Linked DNA regions of Homo sapiens: all the other regions are linked to region 2. The links are chromatin contacts, found by Hi-C in ENCODE. All regions are on one chromosome and are shown on one strand. Each heading gives the region's core, a stretch centred on a gene start or an enhancer-like site at or near the end of the contact. The rest is flanking DNA. Distances are from core to core; before and after follow the strand shown. Region 1 holds the start of CNOT6L (CCR4-NOT transcription complex subunit 6 like). Region 2 holds the start of COX18 (cytochrome c oxidase assembly factor COX18). Region 3 holds the start of SCARB2 (scavenger receptor class B member 2).

The links. A loop is a pair of places that touch in the nucleus more often than their neighbours do. Pooled maps may share reads with other maps.
Region 1: a pooled map shows a loop between it and region 2 (24-fold over the local background). The contact joins the promoter of CNOT6L here to the promoter of COX18 in region 2. A Hi-C loop is called at or near these places in 10 of 50 pooled maps.
Region 3: a pooled map shows a loop between it and region 2 (12-fold over the local background). The contact joins the promoter of SCARB2 here to the promoter of COX18 in region 2. A Hi-C loop is called at or near these places in 7 of 50 pooled maps.

What each region holds. Positions count from the first base shown.
Region 1 is chr4:77,817,374-77,820,686 of GRCh38, reverse strand. It overlaps CNOT6L (CCR4-NOT transcription complex subunit 6 like), which reads left to right and starts at 1,319. Exons shown (of 12, transcript NM_144571.3): 1 at 1,319-1,383. The coding sequence starts at 1,379. RefSeq lists silencers at 273-422, 683-842, 883-982, 1,473-1,542, 1,623-2,022.
Region 2 is chr4:73,067,695-73,071,024 of GRCh38, reverse strand. It overlaps COX18 (cytochrome c oxidase assembly factor COX18), which reads left to right and starts at 1,309. Exons shown (of 6, transcript NM_001297732.2): 1 at 1,309-1,708; 2 at 2,896-2,996. The coding sequence starts at 1,376. It overlaps LOC112268467 (a long non-coding RNA gene), which reads right to left and starts at 1,079. Exons shown (of 2, transcript XR_002959797.2): 1 at 996-1,079. RefSeq lists enhancers at 958-1,474, 1,021-1,540, 1,475-1,990.
Region 3 is chr4:76,212,409-76,215,604 of GRCh38, reverse strand. SCARB2 (scavenger receptor class B member 2) reads left to right here and starts at 1,781. Exons shown (of 12, transcript NM_005506.4): 1 at 1,781-2,178. The coding sequence starts at 2,062. It also overlaps a transcript of FAM47E not described here. RefSeq lists silencers at 1,443-2,062, 1,976-2,380.

The sequences.
Region 1 (3,313 bases), core at 70-2,569, 4.7 Mb before region 2:
CCGAATATGTCAGGAAACATTTCCTTCGGTCACTTCACCTCCCCTGGCGTCTCAGCCACCTAGACCTACGCTCTGCTTCGCTGTCAGGTCGCCTCGGGCGAGGAGGGTGCAGTAAACAGCGCCCACACAAGAACCCGGGGTGAGGCGGTTTCCCGTCTCTTCGCCAAGGCTCTGTGGATGTGGGTTTCTGAAACTCTACCACTCTTCTCAGCCCCGCTCCTCGCTCAGGCCAGGAAAAAAGAGTGAGAAAACAGCCAGAGCAAAACAGAAAACCATTAAGAAGCCCGGGCCTCCGCGCGCTCACCGCGACAAAACGCGGCGCACGGGGGGCGGGGCCAAGGCGCTGCGTAGGAGCTCCGCCCCGTCACCGCCCCGCCTCCTTCCCCTCACCCCAACCCTCCGCGCCGGGGAGTGACTGACTCCCGCCAGCCCCTCCACGTCAATCAACCCTCCTCGTTCTCGCACTCTCTGCACCTTGTTATTAATCTCAATACCGATATCGCCCGGACGCCTCTCCCCCGGCCCTCGGGGGTGTGAACGTGTGTGAGCGGGAGCGAAGGCACCGAAAGCTGGCGTCTCTGTTCAACCTCGGCCCCAGCAGCACCCGGCGCAGCGGCAACCCCCGCAGCGGCGGCAGCCCCAGCACCAGGAGGCCAAGGCCAAGGCCAGGCTCTGCGTGGCTCTCGGAGCAGTAGCCGCGGCTCCGGCCCTGCGGGGGCGCAGCTTCCTTCGGCTGGGGCCTTCGCGCCGGCGGCCGCGGCCGCGGGGCCTCTCTTGCGCGCCTGGGGTCACTGTCCTCGAAGCCCGGCGGCGCGGCCCTCGTCCCCCTTCCCGACCCCCGGTCTGTCTCCTCGCTCCCTTCAGCCGCCTTCCGCGCCGCCGCCTCTGCCGTTCGTCAGGCGGCCCGGCCCGGCCCGCCCGCCCCGCATCCCCTCCGGCCGGTGCCTCTCCCCTCCGGCGGGCTGCCTGCATGTCTTTGCTGCCCTCAGCCCCGCCGCCACCGCCGCCGCCGCCTCCCCCGCCGCCGCAGCACCAGCACCAGCCGCCCCGTCGCCGCCGCCGCCGCCGCCGCCCGGACCCCGGCGCGCTGAATGCAGGTGAGGAGGGGGCGCGGGCCCCCCGAGACCCCGGGCCCGGGTTCCCTGCGCGCCCGCCCGCGAGCCCCGGTTACGGGCCCTGTGTGCCGCCGCGGCTTCCCCTCGGGGCGGGCGGGAGCGAGGCCCGCCGTGGGTGTTTGTGTTTGCGTCTGCGTCTGCGGCCGCGGCTCTGGAGGGGAAGCATCTGTGGGGGCCTGGTGCGCGCGCGCGCGCGTGTTTGTGTGTGTGTTTCCCCTGCCGCGGGGAAATGGCTGCTGTTGCTTCTGGGCCAGAGGAAGAGAATGAGGTAGAGTGTTCTTTTGCCTCCGAGTAGGACCGAGAGTGTTGGGAAGAGGAGCGCGTCCCCGGGGAAATGAGGTGGGAGAGGGACAAATGTGCGTGTGGGTGTGCGAGTTGGGACTTTGGCGGGCGGGGAGGCGGCCCGAGGACCCACGGCGAGTGGGTGTGTGTCGGGTGACTGGAGGGGGCGGCGGGGCTGACCCGCGTCTCTTCAGAGGCGGGCGAAGGTTCCGGGGTGTGTGTGTGTGTGTGTGTGTGTGTCGGGGGTGGCCCGGGGCCGGGACCCCAGAGTGGCGTGTCCCTCCCGCTTTGTGGCTGCGGCTCCCGAGCCTCGCAGGTGAGAGCTGCTCCTAGGGGGCCGGCCGGGGAGGGCTGAGTGAGTGCGGCACACGCGCGGCAGCGGGGCTGGGAGAGCTGCTGGTCGGTGCCGCGCCGCTGATCCCGGGGCCGCCGTTCCCCGGCCGCGGCAGGAAGCGCGCCGGCCTGCAGCGCGGCCTAACTGCCTGGGCGCCCGCCCACCTCCCCGGACGCCTCCCGGGACGGCGAGCCCGCGCGAGCCCACGGCGCTGCCTCGGGCCTGGGCAGGTGAGGGTCGGAGGCGGGACTCGCCGATTGCCGTCGCCGTGGCCGCCTCCGCGTCTCCTGAGAGGCGAAGGCTTATTTTGGCGTTCCAACTGCAAGCCTTCGCCCGGCCGGCTGTGGGACCCGAGGGAGGAAAGTGAATCAGAACAGTCAGTCTTGGGAATACGCGGTGTCGTGTTCCCTTCTTTTCATCCTTCCCCTAAGGCTGTGTGGAGGGACTGAGTAAATATTTTGGATTTTTGTTGCAAATACTTTGCCGTTGGTAAGATTTTTTTTTTTTTAATTAGACAAACATTTTCTTGGAAGGGCTGAGGAAGAAAGGGAAACTGGCTTTCCTGGCCTGTGGGATTGGATGGATTTTGTGCATTTGAAATTGTTTTATCCTGCCTCCTAGGGGGAGAGGCGTGTACGCGCCGCCGAGCTGAGGAGCTGGGTGAGGAAGAGGAAGTTACTGGAGCTGTCATCCTGCTTAACTCGGTCGGCTATTGAGCTTAGACTGTTTAGGTGGATTGTGTTCAGGGAGTTTAGCTGAGCCGTTTGTACACATTGGAAGCACAGTGTTACATTTTACCGTATTGCCTCTAGTTATCTTGTCAATCAAGATAGGCTCAACAAACATGTTTTCCTCAGTCTCCAAAAACTAGATCAAGCAACCTCTGTTGTCTACTCAGTATGTGCTGCTGGAAAGCTATTTTGAGAATAGCCTAAGCAAAACCCAGTTGTAAAGATAAACCTGCTGCCAATAGGTCTACAGTACATTTCAGAACCAAATACAAATGGCATTTGGATAATTATTTGCTAATGTGCTTTTCTACTCCAACCTCATTACATTTGTATGTAGTTAGATCATTTAGCTAGAACCGTGCTGTGGATAAAAGCATAATACAGTTTCGATCCTTGTAGGCCGTACTCTGTGTCATGGCCAGAGATTGCTCTTTGCACCTGGTCTCACAAAGAAATAGTGTATGCTGTTCACGGGGAAGTGGAGGGAAGAGAAGGAGGGGCGAAGAGCTGTTCTCTATTACCACTACTGGAAAAACAATTTAACATACGTAGTTAGTGGGAAAAGGACTTGTTTTACAGACTTCAGTTAGCCTCCCAGCTGTGTGATTTTTCCTTAGCTGTTTGACCTTAGGTAACATATCTATAAGCCACAGTTTTATCAGTCACAGAGAGCTAATACCTTTATAGTAAGGTCGTTTTGAGAATAGAATGAGAAAACATATGTTTGGCATGTAGTAGATGCTTAGTTAAATTTTAGTTCTGCCTCCTGCAGCCCTGACTATGGGCATTGAAGAACCTTTGCAAACACAAATATGATTAATTATTTAGAGCAATATTAAGTAACTATAACG
Region 2 (3,330 bases), core at 60-2,559:
GATCCACTGTGTCTAGCAAAAATAACTTTAAAATTCTGTTCAGATTATGAACAGCTGAACAGTAGTCAGTAGCAACTGATGGCTTTTTTGTTAGCTTAATAAATGGATAAAGAAATAGATTGGTAGGTTTTTCTTTTAGAAAAAGTTTATATATAGTGTGTGTTGTGCTGTGTGTTTAAACACATTTAAAAATTCATGTATAGATTTATCAGTCAGTTTGGAAAGCAGATGAATTCCAGAATCCTGAGAAAGTTATCGTAGGGTACCCTTGGTTAGGTGCACAGTGAAGGGCAAACAATAGCTGGCGTTTGACATTACCCAACATTGTTGGAGGCTTCTTTTCCTAAGTAAGTAAATAAATAAATAAATAAAAATCAAGGTTTACTCCTCACAACATATTTTAGTCTGTAGTCTAGGGGTGACCCTTCGGTGAGGAAACTCCTCCACAACATTCCATTTTGTTGTTTCCAGGAACACAAAAGTTAAAACTATATAGTCCATGTAGATTCAACGTATTCCTTTAAACCAGAAGACAGCCAGTGCTGCTGTTCAGGCTCTTTAAAGCTTATATAGGATACAAGTAAACTCAAGGAATTCACCGTACTGCCAGTGATAGTTTCCCTTAAATAAAGAGATGATACTTTTACTATAAGATTTTTGCTGCTATTTATCATGGAAGACAAAACACCGAAGAAATTCAGTTTGCAGTTGGTGGTCCAAATACTAACTGGAACAGATGGGCCAATTAAATCTACAAGAGACTGAACTATCCCTCGTGCTTAACACTCAGAGTCAGCAAGAAACATGCGTCTCTCTACAAGCAGGTACTTTAGCAACGTGTGACTCTTGAGTATGATAATCTATCGTAATCGCTAACGGAAGCAATCAGGTGCACGTAAAGAGGTTGGGGATCAGCTTCTGGTCACAAAAAACCGAGCAAGGATAATTCCACTACAAATGACTATTAGCTTTAGTGAAAAAGAATGGTAAGTTACACGGTGTAGATGAACTTTACAAGGCGAGAGCTCCCTAAAGAACACCCAGCCTGGCGGAGGGCAGCAGGCTCCACCCATGTCTCTGCAGTTTTGGTCCGGCCTCGGACTAACTACACCCTAGCAGCGGGAAACTTTCGCGTGTGCGCAGTAGGCCTGTCCAGTGCCGCGTGGGAAAGGCGGGACTTTCCTATCTCTTGCGTCACATCCACTGCGACGCAAGACGTCACCGGCTTGACTGGGAAGGTCAATCGCGGCTGCAGGCAGGCGCGCATGCGCTTTATGCCCGCTGTTGCTGGCGCGTGCGCGTATCAGCCTTGGCTGGCCGGTGTATGTCCGCTGGATTGTGAGGCCCGGGATCTGGGCTCCGCCGTGGTGCAGAAATGCTGTGCCGGCTCGGCGGTCGGTGGCTGCGGCCGCTCCCTGCCCTGCAGCTTTGGGCTAGGGACCTGCCGCTTGCGCCGGTTCCTACGAGCGGCGCCAAGCGCCCCACTCTCCCAGTGTGGGCAGTGGCACCAGTCTCTGCAGTACATGCGAACGGCTGGTACGAGGCCCTGGCCGCGTCTTCGCCGGTGCGGGTTGCGGAGGAAGTACTGCTCGGCGTGCACGCCGCCACGGGCCTGCCCTGGTGGGGCAGCATTCTGCTCTCCACCGTGGCCTTACGGGGTGCTGTCACGCTGCCTTTGGCAGCCTACCAGCACTACATCCTGGCCAAGGTGAGGGGCGCCGAGCCGTGCGCGTACCCTGCGCTGCAACCCCTGCGGCGGAGGAAGGCCGACATTCACTCAGGGTTTTCGATCGCACGATGTTGCCTTCTGCAGTGCTTAGTGTTTAATCATCGTGACCATTTCATTGTGACCATTTTAGCGTTAAAAAAAATTGAACTAGCATTAGGTGTGTTAAATAAGATACTTTGTGACACGTGTACCTGTCATTTCTTTTGTCTTACTGGATTTGTGCTCCAAGCACAAGTGGTTACTATACTTGCTCTCGGGGAACGGAGACAAAGAAATCAGTCGCAGAAGAAATTGTGTTGGCGAAACCTACAAAATTTATGTCTTAAAAGTTTTAATAGCCAGTATGTCTGCAGTGTCTTTCGTCCCAAAGTATTCCAGCTGGTCTTTCTTATTAGGAAGAAACTACTAGACTAACAGTTTGCGAACTTGTTTCCTCTCCAGACCCGACTAAGACTGTGTCTGGTTGGTCGCAGTTACTTGACCTTTTAATGCTGAATCCTTTTTTCTGAGGAATCAGGCTAGCAGTACCTTCCTTGCCTACTTCACAGCGTTATCAGAGCAAGTCAGATAATACGGGTTAAAGTGCTTGATTATTCAAATGGGATATTTCAAAAATAGTGGCTTTCTTGTTTTCAGGTTGTGAGCATGGGGAAAAAAAACCGGAAACAAAACAGGAACGGAATCAGCAGCAACATTAAGGCAGTGAGCCATTTTACAGGAAGAATGAGCACAGGGCAGGAATAAATGCTATTTTTACTTTTGATTTGTGGCTATCACAGTGTATTAAAGGTTCTTAACAAACTGCTGTTTTCTCCGCTTACGTTACTAGGAAATGTAGAGATGGAACAGTAAAGCCCAGGGTGCAGTTCTTATCTAATATTTGTAACCCTGTGAAGTAGGTGCTGTTATATATTTTATATGTGAGGGAACATGATTTTAGAGGTTAAGTTACTTGCACAGGATCACATGGATAAGTATGCATTGTGAATTTGGTTGTGACTGAGGACATTTTAAGCAAATTAACATCTTGTGCTTAGAATTAAGATTTCTTGATATGATCAGTAAACTACATTTTTAAATGACTCGAGGGAATAATGTGAAAGATTATGAGTCATTATGAATAAAGATCCTTTATGTGCTCATAACAAAACCTATTTTTTAGCTAGGTGGAAAATTTGCAGCCAGAAATAAAAACTATTGCCAGGCATCTTAACCAAGAAGTTGCAGTTCGTGCAAATCAGTTGGGGTGGTCCAAAAGAGATGCCAGGTAAGCTAATTATATCCACGTAAGACCATACGCACACATACACACACACACACACACACACACACACACACACATACATAAATTGTGATGTTAATTATAAGTTTGAGTATTCTGTAGTTTTGGCAGTAAAGTATTTCTTTTTTTATATATATATATATATATATTTTTTTTTTTTTTTTTTTTTTTTGAGACGGAGTTTTGCTCTTGGTGCCCAGTCTGGAGTGCAATGGTGTGATCTCGGCTCATCACAACCTCTGCCTCCCAGGTTCAAGCGATTCTCCTCCCTCAGCCTCCCAGGTAGCTGGGATTAACAGGTAGGCACCACCATGCCTGG
Region 3 (3,196 bases), core at 532-3,031, 3.1 Mb before region 2:
CACTGTATTCTATTGGTTTAACAAATTGCTAAAACCTGCCCAAATTCAAAGCGAGAAAGTATAGACCCCACCTCTCAACGAAAGGAGTAACAAATAATTTGCCACCATTTTTAAACCATCATGCTATCTCACCAAGTCCTCAACAAAGCCTCCTAACTGATTTGCTGTCCTCAGATTCTCATTAGTGACAGATCGGGATGCAGCAATGCGCAGAGTAGAAAAAGTGAGGGTTTTGGAAGCCAACAGCCAGCCCTACATCCTGGTTCAAGCAGGATCCACCACTCAGCAACCAGTTGAGCTTGTTAGGTTACTTAACTCAGAGCCCCAGTGTTCTTGAGTGTAAAATGAGGATAATACACTATAGTTGCCAAGAAAATGTACTTCTTGGATCTTGCAGTGTAGATAGCATAACTGACCAATGGCTCCGCCTCAACTGCTGAGCTCTGCTGAAATCCATACCCTGATATTTATCCCTAGGTTGCTGCAAAGGCCAGCTTCCTAAGGCTGCTCCCAGCTCATGACTGAGCACAGCAGGGATACTAAGGCGGGCCTCTTTCTGGGAGATGCCAGACTTCTGGGACAAGCCCATTTGGCTAAAGGATTCCCCACCCCAATGGCCTTGCTGAACTTTTTATACATGGACTGTATATATATCAAATGCTTCCTTCCACCCAACCTTCCTTCCTTGCTTGCCTCTTTCCTTCACAAGGATCACACCTGCATCCCAGGTCCAGCTCCCTGTTTTCCCTCAAAACTCTCTTGCATAGTACCCCCATCTGGGACTGTTTCTGGAGGACTGGGACAAACACAACCTCCTATTCATAGGACTGCCAAGGGTATTAAATGAGTAGAACTGTGCAAAGAAACTAGTAAAGGGCTGGCGTAGAAGAAACACTCATTTAACGAACACTTCTTGAGTCCTGGCTGTGTGCAGGTCTTGGTCCTGGGTGTCTGGGACACCACAGTGAGCAAAGCAGGCAAGAACACCAGCGATGCCTGCTTTAAGCTCCTTCCCAACTTCCACATCTTTAACAGGATACCAAGAGCCCTTCAAAGTCTGACCTCTTGGGGCCTCAACACCTCCGACTCCACCCCCTGAACACCTGAGCCTACAGTCAAAAGGAACTTCCTTCTTGCTTCCTACAGGTTTTGCTCTTTCACCCCCAATGCCTTTGCTCACCGTTTCCTTCTCCGTGAAATGCCTCCTCCTCCCTTTTTTGCACATCTTCCATTCTTGCACATGCCCCTTACGTGACAAACTTATGCATCCCCCAGGCCCCAGTTCAATGTGGGGCCCTAGGTCATCCAGGCAGAACATGCTTGCTGGCATGATCTCAGCAGGCACCTGGTAGAAGCACTTGCTACATTGTGTTGTAATTGCGGTAACGGTGTCCCCGCTAACTTGCGAGCGCCTCTAGAGCAGGGGAATGTCCCAGCCACCTTGAATCCCCAGCGCGTGGCCCATGGGAGGCCCTCAGACCTATCTGCGGAATGAGTAAATGAGTGTGTGAACCAGGTTCGGCAATTTCGGTGGGGCGAGCGCTGGGCCTGCGGTGCAGGGCGCTGGGAGCGGCCAGGCCGGGCCTGGCTCAGGCGCCGCAGCCACTCAGGGCCACCGGGGACCGGCCGGGGAGGGCGCGGGCCGAATCACTGCCGCCGCCGCAGGGCACATGACTGCGGCCTCCGCCCCCGCCCGCCTCCCCGCGCAGTCGCCGGCGGTTGCCTCGCGGGGTTGCGGCGAGCCCGGCCCGCGAACGTCACGTCCCTGCGCGCTCCCTGCACTCTCCCGAGCTGCGCTAGGCGGGCGCCACGGCTGCCCGGCGAAGGAAACCGAAACCGAGTCCGGGCCCGTCCCTCCGCGGCCCCATCCGCCCGGTGCACCCGGGGCCGCGCTCGCCAGGCCGCGGAGCCCAGAGCTGCGCGCACGAACCGTGCGCCGGGAGGGCGTGGGCGTGGCGCCGAAGGGTCCCGGGTCTTCGACGCCTCTGCGGCGGCTCCTCCCTCCTTGCAGTTGGATCCCTGGCGGGTGCGGCCCGGCCCGGCCCGTGAGCGGCGCACAGAATGGGCCGATGCTGCTTCTACACGGCGGGGACGTTGTCCCTGCTCCTGCTGGTGACCAGCGTCACGCTGCTGGTGGCCCGGGTCTTCCAGAAGGCTGTAGACCAGAGTATCGAGAAGGTGAGGCGGGGCGGGCTGTGTGTGTGTTGTGGAGTCGTCCAGCTCACCCTCCCATCCCTGCTGCTACATCTTGTATGGGAAAGACCAGCACTCAGGCAGACCCTCCGCGCTAGAGCTCTTCTTGCGTCCCTGTCTTCCAGGGCTTGGTAGGCGAGGGTTAAAGAAGGATGAGGAAGGATGGAGCCGACTCTGTTCCCTTTACAGTGATAAGTAAGGCTATGGATCCTGACTTTTAAAAAGGCCTTCGGTTGTGTTCTGTCGTTTGCATCTCTCCCCACTCCTTCCGTCTACACCCCAATCTCAGGTGGGCCCAAACTTGTTTCCTTCCCACTTCATGAAGAAACAGAACTGAATGAAAGACACCGCAGAAGAGGCAGGTTATGTTGTCTGCTTGCTGTAGCCTTTGAAGTGGTGTGCGCCTGGGGATGAGACGTGGGTGTGCGGTCTATTGTGTTCTTGCCCTCTTGGGCTGGGCAGGGGCAGTTGGTAGCTGGGCCAGTCCTTTAGGCTGGGTGACAATTCATCCATCAGTCTTTGCTGAACGCTGACTTAGTGGCTTTGTATCTTGTACCAACAGTCTGTGTTGCTTTGTCTCACCATGAATTCTTGTTTTTCTCAAACGGCCATAATTTTCAGGCACAGATGCATTTAGATACCCTACAAGAATCTGAACTTGTCTCTTCCTCTAGATGATTGGGCTGGAGAGCCAGTCCTTTAAGAAGACTTCATCTTTTGATTTCACTGGTCATTTCATCTGCCCTTTCCCCCACATCCACCAAGCTGTGTCAAAAGAGGAACAAAAGAGAATTACTGGGATCATTTTTTCCTTAAAAAAGAAAAATAATCACTGGAGCAGCAGCCTTTCTTGTTAGCATCCATAACTGCACGCTTCATTTCTCCCACTGGTCTGCACTTGCTGCGGCCAGATAAAAAAGCCCAGGCCTAGTCTACTTTGAATCACTGCACTCTCCAGTCAGTAAAGCTATTTTATTCCAGGTGGCAATGGATATCTTCCTTT